Linked DNA regions of Homo sapiens: region 2 is linked to region 1. Evidence: read pairs that join two places in POLR2A ChIA-PET (ENCODE). Cell type or tissue: PC-3. All regions are shown on one strand. Region 1 has its middle 58 kb from the start of TEKT3. Region 2 overlaps TEKT3 (tektin 3).

Region 1 (5,000 bases):
TGCCCCAAAGCAATCACCAGTTTACAAATGGATAAATTGTTCTAAGAAGGGATGAGATGATGTTGAAGAAGAAGCCCACGGTAGCAGACAATCCACATCAGTTTTCAAAGGAAAAATTAATACCGTTTGCGTCCTAATTGAAGAGGACTGATGAATAACAGCAGAGACGATAGCCAAAGCCAACACCATAGATATCTCAAAGGTTCAGCTTATACAATTATGACTCAAAAATTAAAGTTGAGCAAATTTCCATTTGATGGGTGCCAAAATTGTTGTGCCCAGATCAGCTGAAAACAAGGGCAGAGCTTTCAATGGAAATTTTAAACAGGTGGGATCAAGATCCTGAAGCATTTCTTCAAATACTTATAACAGCAGATAAAACACAGCTTTACTAGAATGATCCTGAAGACAAATTATAATCAGAGCAGTGGCTACCAAGAGGTGGAAGGGGGCCAGTCAAAGCAAAAGCGGACCAGTCAAAGGCAAAGGTCATGGTAACAATATTTTTTGGATGCTGAAGGCATTTTGCTTGTTGACTTTCTGGAGGGCCAAAGAACAATAACATCTGCTAACTATGAGAGTGTTTTGAGAAAGCCAAAGCTTTAGCAGAAATACGCCTGGGAAAGCTTCACCAGAGAGTCCTTTCTACCATGACAATGCTCCTGCTCATTCCTCTCACCAAACAGGGAAATTTCGTGAGGGTTTCGATGGGAAATCATTAGGCATCTACCTTACAGTCCTGATTTGGCTCCTTCTGTCTTTGTTTTTTCATTCCCTAATTAAAAAAAATGTAAAGGGCACCCATTTTTCTTCAGTTAATAATGTAAAAAGACTGCATTGGGGCCGGGTGTGATGGCTTATGCCTGTAATCCCAGCACTTTGGGAGGCCGAGGCAGGTGGATCACCTGAGGTCAAGAGTTTGAGACCAGCCTGGCCAACATGGTGACCCCATCTCTACTAAGAATACAAAAAATTAGCTGGGCATTGTGACGGGCGCCTGTAATCCCAGCTACTTGGGAGGCTGAGGCAGGAGAATGGCTTGAACCCAGGAGGCGGAGGTTGCAGTGAGCCAAGATCATGCCATTGCACTCTAGCCTGGGTGACAGAGTGAGACTCTGTCTCAAAAAAAAAAAAAAAAAAAAAAAAAAGACTACACTAACATGGTTAAATTCTCAAGACCCTCATCTCTTTCTTTCTTTTTTTTTTTTTTTTGAGACGGAGTCTCACTCTGTCACCCAGGCTGGAGTGCAGTGGCGCAATCTCGGCTCACTGCAAGCTCCACCTCCTGGGTTCATGCCATTCTCCTGCCTCAGCCTTCCGAGTAGCTGGGACTACAGGCGCCCGCCACCACGACTGGCTAATTTTTTGTATTTATTTTTTTAGTAGAGATGGGGTTTCACCGTGTTAGCCAGGATGGTCTCGATCTCCTGACCTTGTGATCCGCCCACCTCGGCCTCGCAAAGTGCTGGGATTACAGGCTTGAACCACTGCGCCCGGCCAAGACCCTCATTTCTTTAAGGATGGACTAAATGGCTGGTATCATTGCTTACAAAAGTGTGTTGAACTTGATGGAGGTTATGTTGAGAAATAAAGATTACATTTTTAACATTTATGTTTTAATTCCATTTTTTCCACGAACAGTTTGAAGTCTCCTGGTACTTGTCTCTAGCACCCTGGCATAACACTTGCCACACAGAGGATACCCATTTACCTGGTTGCATCTTCTATAGCTTCTAATCTCCTGTAGTACAGGGCCAAGGCTACTTGCTTTTCTTGAACCCCCAGCATCTAACCACAGAGTTTGCATAGAGAAGGGACTCAATGCATACTTAAGAAATGAGCAAATTGATCATGCACTCCAATGTGAGACCACAGTCACCCTGTTCCTGCTTTCTTGGGTCCGAATTTTGGGATGCTGCCCTCCCTCTAATGGATCTGATTAAATCTGGGGTCTCAGTTCAGGTTATTTATTTATTTATTTATTTATTTATTTATTTATTAGTAGTAGTAGTAGTATTGAGAACAAGTCTCACTCTGTTGCCCAGGCTAGAGTGAGTGCAGTGGCAGGATCTTGGCTCACTGCAACCTTCACCTCCCGGGTTCAAGCAATTCTCATGCCTCAGCCTCCTGAGTAGCTGGGATTACAGGTGCATACCGCTACGCTTGGCTAATTTTTGTGTCTTAGTAGAGATGAGGTTCTACCATGTTGCCCAGGCTGGTGTCGAACTCCTGGGCTCAACTGATCCACCCGTCTCAGCCTCCCAAAGTGCTGGGATTACAGGCATGAGCCAGGAAGTCTGGCCAGTTCTGGTTATTTGAATCAAGGCCCAAACTCTCCACCAATCAAGGCCCATAACTCCAACAATATAGGTAGAAGGAAGGAATAACCCGCCAACCTGGGTCAGTTCTTCCTTGCCTGTCTCTGGGGCACCTGGCGGATTAGAGCACAGTGTATACCGGATGTGTGCATGGGGAAGGGCAGGAGCTCAGAACAGAGCTGGACCTCGGCAGTTCTCCCTAATGTTCAGAAATAGATCCGATACCAGGGTGTCATCAGTCAGTGTAGGCCCAGGGGTATGAAGCTCTTCTTACTGAGTGTCTTAACCCCAAGCATCTTCTGTTTTCTCTGGGGGAAATAAGAACATCAGGCTGAGGGCTGCGTTTGTCTGATTGACACCGTACCTCCATATCCCAACACAGACCCAATGGGAAACGTGTGACACGACAGAGGACGTAGCTCAATGAATGTACTTCATAACTTGCCAAGTGGGAAAGAGTGAAGGGACACCAGTTTCTCTCCCCAGGGCTTTGGCCAGCCCTGGCAGACAGAACAAGACACTGGAGGAAGCTCAGTGACTCACGTGGCCCTGGAATGGCTCACAGTCAACAGAGGCTGCTGAGACATCCGTTAAAAGCCATCTCTGTGTGTGTCTAGAGAGCTGCACTCTGTAGTGGCAGGCACAGTGACCAGGAGTCTATTATACAGCCGGGGAGGGGAGGTACATTCAGGGGAGAGAGAACATGGCAGCAAAGAGCAGACGGTCACTTGGGATTCCCAGTTAAAGAGGCAGCTTGGCCACATGTTTGTGGAACTCTATCAACATTACAGAGAGGGGTTAAGGAACAAAAAGGCAGAAAGCTGCGAGGATACAGAAAAGGAGGGTGGAGTCAGTTGCAGCAGCTTTTTGGAAGGTATAAAGCACATGGACAAATAGCAACTGATTTAGCAGATGTAGAAAGCTCCTTGCTAACCATGAGTGAAGAAAGACAAAAAGCAGGTCCAATTTAGACCACAGAACCCTCTAATGGCCCAGGAATGGCAGCACCATGTGCCCTTAGAAGCAGAGGTCAAAAAAAGGGAACATGCCTTGAAAAACTGTTTAAGAAAATGTTAGAGACCCCCCCCCACCATTTCCTCCTCCATCTGCACAGCCAGGACACTGCCTGTACCCCGTGCTGATAGGAAACCAGACATTATTTTTCCTTCTGGAGATGGTGAAACTGAAGGTCTCTGGGCTGAGCGACACCGGGCACAATGAACCAATTCTCAAATGGCTGTTTTGGAACATTTCCCAGTGGCGGTGAGCTGAGTCCTGCAGGAGATGGTGGCCCTGAATTGATGAAGAGGGAGGAGGTTTTATAATGGGGGAAGTGACTCATGACAAAGCACAGATGCCAGAAAAGACCAGTTGTCTGCGGTGGTTGTTAATGAGATGGGCTTGGCTGGTGCTAATGGAGACAGTGAGAGGTGACAGGAATGAGAGATGAAGGTGAACTGGGATCTGAGGACAGTGATGAGGCTCAGACGGGGGATTGAAGATCTCTGCTGGGTTCCGAAGCAAGAAAGCAAAAGACTGAAGCAGCCTTTGATGAAGACGTTTCTGCACCTGAATGTGTAGATTGGGGTCTGGAGAAGCTGGTAGCAGGGACCCCAGGAAAAAGCCTTTGACTATAACCAAGGGATATGGCAACGAAGGGCTAGGACAGGGGTGGGGTGGTGGTGAGAGCAAGCACACTGGCAAACCCTTCGCCTGGCCATGGCAAGTGCTTGCCCATTCCCGTGACTCTGCTCATTTGCTCTCCAAGGACACTGCTGCTCTTCATAAATGCAAATATTTTTGGCAGGTCAGAACACTAGATTTATGAAAGCAAAATCTCAGTTCTTTGAATTATTGAAGGAATCCTTGCCAAAAAATGAACTTGAATTTAAACAGAAAATACATACGGTCTTAAGAGACTTCTTGATCTGTTATCAGTCTTCAACCAACCACAGAGAACTGAATGTGCTGTTCCCTCACATTCAGAGGGGCAGAGCCTGTCCAGAAAGGCAGGGCGTCACCCTTCCCCCACCCCAGTTATTAGGTCTGCAGCCTCCCCTAGATCCTCTCTGCCCTATCCTCTCCCACCCTTCCTTCAGGCCCGACTGTCTCCTCTCTAACGCTGACCCTGAGTCCCTCAGCCCGAGTCAGCACAAGGCTTACCAGAGCACCTTTTGGCAGGTATTAAGTGCATAAGAAACCCAGTTTTTTTCTTTTTTCTTTCTTTCTTTTTGTTTTCTTTTTCTTTTTTCTTTTTTCTTTTTTTTTTTTTTTTGAGACAGGGTCTCACTGTGTTGTCCAGGCTGGAATGCAGTGGTGCAATCTCAGCTAACTGCAACCTCCATCTCCCGGGTTCAAGCAATTCTCCTGCCTCAGTCTCCTGACCAAGCTGGGATTACAGGCGCCCGCCACCATGCCTGGGTAATTTTTGTATTTTTAGTGGAGTCGGGGTTTCAACATGTTGCCAGGCTGGTCTAGAACTCCTGACTTCACGTGATCCATCCACCTCGGTCTCCCAGAGTGCTGGGATTACAGGAGTGAGCCACTGCGTCTGGCCCCAGTTGTTGTTTTTCATTATCATGGCAAAATCCGTGATGGAACAACCTTTGACTTACCAGGGAAGCTGGACTCAGAGTGGCCTGCATCACAGAGCTAATTGCGTGAGCTCAGTAGGTGGGCAGA
Region 2 (5,000 bases), 65 kb after region 1:
TTAAAGTGAGATTTTTCCTGGACAGCTTATAGTTCAATATTGCTATTTAAAAACGATTTCTAATAATCTGTGCCTTTTAATTGGATTGTTTAATTATCAGCATAGTTGGATTTGTATCATTTTCCTGTTTTTTCTTTGTCTTATTTTTGGTTCTCTTTTCTCTTGGAATAATTATGAGTCTTTTTTGTCTTCCATTTTTTTCCTTCATTATTGGTCAAAACTCTTGTTTTTTAGTCTTAGATATTGCTCCAGCTCAGTGGTTCAAAAACATTTTTATCTCAGGACACCTTTACATTCTTAAAAATATTGAGGACCTCAAAGAGCTTTTACTTATGTGGATTATATCTATTGTATTTATTATACTAGAAATTAAAAACTATAAATTATTTTAAAATAACCATAATAATCCATTATACATTAACATAATGTTTTTATTAAAACATTTATTTTTATTATTTTTTTTCTGAAACAAAAAATAATTTAGTAAGAAGTATTTAGTATTGTTTTATATTTTTGGCAAAGTAATTTTTAGCTTAGTAGCTGGGCTCTCATCCTCATTCAGCCTGTTGTGATAGTATGTATCATGTCACCTCTGAAAAGCTCCATTGTAAATTTGTGAGAAAGGCAAATAGCATCTGAGTATTTACTATGAAAACAATTTTGACCATTTCACCTCCAAAGAGGTCTTAGGCATACCCATGGGTCCTTAGTTTACATTTTGAGAACTGGCTATTCTAAAGTTTGCAATACATATTTTTAACTTATCACAGTATATGTTTAAATGACATTATTTCACTTCAGTTATAAGACCCTTATAATCTAATATGGCCATCTAAGCCCTCCTATCATTTGTGCTATGGCTACCATATAATTTACTTCTATTTTATTAATGCCACAATTTTTTATTTTTAGTTTAAATAATGATCTTTTAAAGAAATTTGAAAGTTAGAAAGATTTTTTTTTTTCTTATTAGCACACATGCTTACCATTTCTGACATTTTTATTTCTTTGTGTGGATCCAAGTTTCCATCTGGTATAATTTCCTTTTGCCTGAAGAATTTCCTTTAACAATTCTCTTATTGCAGGTCTGCTGCTGATGAATTCTTTTGGATTTCGTTTTTATGAAAAGATTTTATTTCACCTTCATTTTTTGAAGGATATTTTCACTAGATATAGAATTTGAGGCTTACACTTTCTTCCAGCCCTTTTAAAATGTTGTTTGTCTTCTGGTTTGGGTAGTTTCTGACAATAATTCAGCACTAATTCTTATCTTCGTTCTTTTTTTCCAAATATGTCCTTCCTGTCTGATTTTCAAATTTTCTCTCTATCCCTGGTTTTCAGCATTTTGATTATGAGCCTTGGAGTGGTGGTGGCAGCAGGGGGTTGTGTGTGTGCACGTATGTGTGTGTGTGTGTGTGTGTGTATTCTTGGAGTTTGTGGAGCTTCTTGACCTAGGTATTTATAGTTTTCAGCAAATTTGGGAAATATTCAGCCATTATTTCCTCAAATATTTTTGTCTCTCTACTTTTTTTTATGGCACTGCAAAACCTTAATATTAGAACCTTTGCTATTGCACCATAGGTTACCAAGGTGCTTTTAATTTTCTTTTTTAGTTAAAAAAAAAGTCTGAGCTCACTAATTTCTAATGTGCTGTTAATCTCATGTAGTGAAGTTGTGCAAGTATATATTGTATGTTTTATTCCTGAAGTTTATTTGGTTCTTCTCCAGTCTTCCATTTCTGTCTTCTCAATGTCCTTGTATCAAATACTTGTATGTAGTTTACTAGTTCCATCATCTCTGCCATTTCTAGGCCTCCTTCCATTGACTGATTTTTCTTTAGGGGTTACATTTTTGAGCTCCTTATTATGTCTGGTCATTTTTGACTGGATGCTGGACATTGTGATGTTACATATTGGAGTGTCTTGATGTCAGGTAGTTAAGTTACTTGTGGATTAGCTTGATATCTTTGAGACCTGTTTTCAAGCTTTGCTAGAGTGAGTCTTCATTACCTTCACTCCAGGTATAGTTCAGCCCTACCTCTAACGTGTGGCCTCTCTAGTGTCTCCCTTGAATGCTCCAGGTGATTGTCAATGACCCTCCAATCTAGTTAGTCTGTGTTCATAATGTATCTCCACCCTCTGTAAGTTCTAGAAATTGTTCAGCTAACAGCTCTGCCATCACTCTTTGCCAAGGTTTGTGGAGTGTTCCTTGATGCATATGCAGCCTATTCTCAGCAAAGACTCACAAAGATCCCTTTGTAGATTTCTGGATCTCTATTTCGGCATAGCTCACTTTATTCCAGAAACCTGCTCTACAATTTCTAGCTTTCTCAGCCTCCCTGAATTCTGATCACTTTCTCAACTCACAAAAGCTGCCAGGCTCTGTTCAGTTTTCATGTTTTTTCTCATTGTCTGAAAATTGCCTTTAGGCACAATACCTTGACAATCAGAGGGCTCACCTTATTTGTTTCCCTTCTCTCAAGGATCAGAGCCTATGATGCCTGTTGTCTGAGGTCTGAATGCAGTTGTTTCATATATTTTGTCTAGATTTTTAGATATAAGAGGCTAAGTCTGGTTTTTATTATTCTGTCATGGTTGGAGGTAGAAATCAGTTTTCAGTTTTTAAGTATTTCTTAGTTCATGACAGTCTTGGTTTTCTTGACCATTAATGGCCCAAAATGCATGACAGTGGAATATTTTGGTGAAACCATCCCCACGTGATGTCTTTTATTCAGTCTTCCTGAATGGCTTACAAGATGGCTGGTGGAGCTAGAACTTCAGGTGTGGCTGTAAAATATTCTCTCCATATGAAACTGACTGCCGTACATGAGGAGTTCTACTTCTGTGATCTGTAAACCACTATGCTTTATGCTTTAGATTCCAGATTCTAAGACAAATCTCACCTCTAATTAAAAAACACATCACCAGGTGCTTTTGTAAACTATATTTGTTTTTCTCAGTCCACATATCTCATCTGGTGTGTAAACCTCTGCATCTTCAGATATCACCCCTGGAGCAGATGACTCACATTTCAAACATGGGTTGAGACGTCTCAAGATGCCTATATAACAAATGCTGGGAAAACTCACGTGGCATTCTACACGTGAAATTCCATGGTTGAAGGATGAAGTGAGCTATTGGTTTCTGGATCTCTTATTGTCAAGAATTAAGCAGGCTGGGCATGATGGCTCATGCCTGTAATCCCAGCACTTTGGGAAGTTGAGGTGGGGGATCACTTGTGGCCAGGAGTTTGAGACCAGCCTGGGCAACATAGTGAAACCTGCTCATCTCTACTAAAATAAATAAATAAAAGTAGCCAGGCATGGTGGTGTGTGTTTGTAGCTCCAGCTACTTGGGAGGATTGCTTGAGCCTAGGAGTTCAAGGCTGCAGTGAGCAGTGATCATGCCACTGCATTCCAGCCTGGGCAACAGAGCAAGATTCTGTCTCTGAAAATAAAATAAACCAGCTGGGCGTGGTGGCTCACACCTGTAATCCCAGCACTTTGAGAGGCCGAGGTGGGTGGATCACAAGGTCAGGAGATCCAGACCATCCTGGCTAGCATGGTGAAACCCCGACTCTACTAAAAATACAAAAAAATTAGCCGGGCATGGTGGCGGGCACCTGTAGTCCCAGCTACTCGGGAGGCTGAGGAGGCAGGAGAATGGTGTGAACCTGGGAGGCAGAGCTTGCAGTGAGCCGAGATCATGCCACTGCACTGGAGCCTGGGCGACAGAGCGAGACTCTGTCTAAAAAATAAAAATAAAATAAAATAAAATAAAATAAAATAAAATAAAATAAAATAAACCAAAGCCAAGTAGGAGTGGTCCATCACCACTTGAAGTTTCTTGCTAGAAATAAACCAGATTATTTATTGATCTGACATAGGGAAGGGGTTGGAACTAAAGACAACTTTAAGGACCCTAATGCCTCAGTACTTTAAATTTCCTTTTTCAAAAAGTAATGTTTAAGTTTCAAATTGAAGCAAAGAACTGCAAATGGTAACTAAGGCTTTTGTTTTTACCATCAGTCTGTAAGTTTGGCCAGTATAACACGTTTGGGGGCCGTAGGAAGGAAGAATTTAGCAGAAAGAGAACTAGGGTTCTATAAGCACAGGGCCACGGGCAGCTATTTTATCATGTGATCTGTGTGGATTTTGACTTGAACGCAATTCTACAGATAGATTATTTTGTACTTGGGTACCAAAGTCCTCAAGACATAGCTATTTAAGTAGTCACTAAAGAATTTTTATTTTTCTGAGCAGTGCATAGAATTGGATCTGATTGTAGTTTTGCTTTTTAGTAAAAAAGTCCATAGACATTAACCCCAAAACAGAATGACATTTAAATGCTAAAAGATACGTAGTGGTCTGTGGCATCCTTGGCTTTCTGGAATAATAACGACCAAAAGTTTCAGACAATGGAACTGGTAAAAAGAATGAAGTAGATCTGTATGTTCTAACAGGGGGAGTGGCCCAGAAAATATACTTAAGTTAAAAAAAAAAAAAAGATCTACAATGATATATCAAATGATTAGGATAATTCAGTTTTTGTATTAAAAAGCTTTGTATATAGGTATAGATGGTATATAGGTAGAGGTATATAAAATATAAATAATACACATGTTGGTATATGAATAGGAAAAATCTGGAAAGATACAACTATTAATGAACTATTTAGTGGCTACTTCTGAGGAGTTCACCTTTGCGGGGAGGAAGGATATTTTTCTTTTACTTTATCTACTTCTCTGAGGTAGCAATTTAAAAAGTTAAGATCTATTGCACACTTTCTATGTGTCCGACACTCTGCTAATCCTTCTAAATACATAGCATTGTCTTAGCCCTCATAACCCCATGGCTTCCCTAGGATTTCTGTTATACATTCGAGGTGCTTACAGGTTGTAGGTTGCCAGGAAAGGAGATCCAGGTACTTGCCTCGAGCTGCGTTTGCATATCAACCACACCATTGTCATCCAGATGGAGTGTTTATTTAGGATGACTTGTG

The links. Peaks named below come from ENCODE experiments on the same cell type or tissue, not always from the same donor. Only the 100,000 strongest peaks of a DNase experiment are listed, where the experiment ranks them.
Region 2: POLR2A ChIA-PET joins it to region 1 with 7 read pairs; 2 of 35 experiments call an interaction of 5 or more read pairs at or near these places.

The regions. Positions count from the first base shown.
Region 1 is chr17:15,397,116-15,402,115 of GRCh38, reverse strand. No RefSeq gene overlaps it. Among named protein-coding and RNA genes, the nearest start is that of TEKT3, 58 kb to the right of the region's middle. In PC-3, no CTCF peak of the experiment used is centred here; DNase peaks (open chromatin) are centred at 2,855 and 3,605; H3K4me3 peaks cover 470 bases; H3K27ac peaks cover 2,199 bases.
Region 2 is chr17:15,332,527-15,337,526 of GRCh38, reverse strand. The region is part of intron 2 of TEKT3 (tektin 3); the gene reads left to right. Among named protein-coding and RNA genes, the nearest start is that of TEKT3, 6.6 kb to the left of the region's middle. In PC-3, no CTCF peak of the experiment used is centred here; DNase peaks (open chromatin) are centred at 3,066 and 4,966; H3K27ac peaks cover 1,284 bases.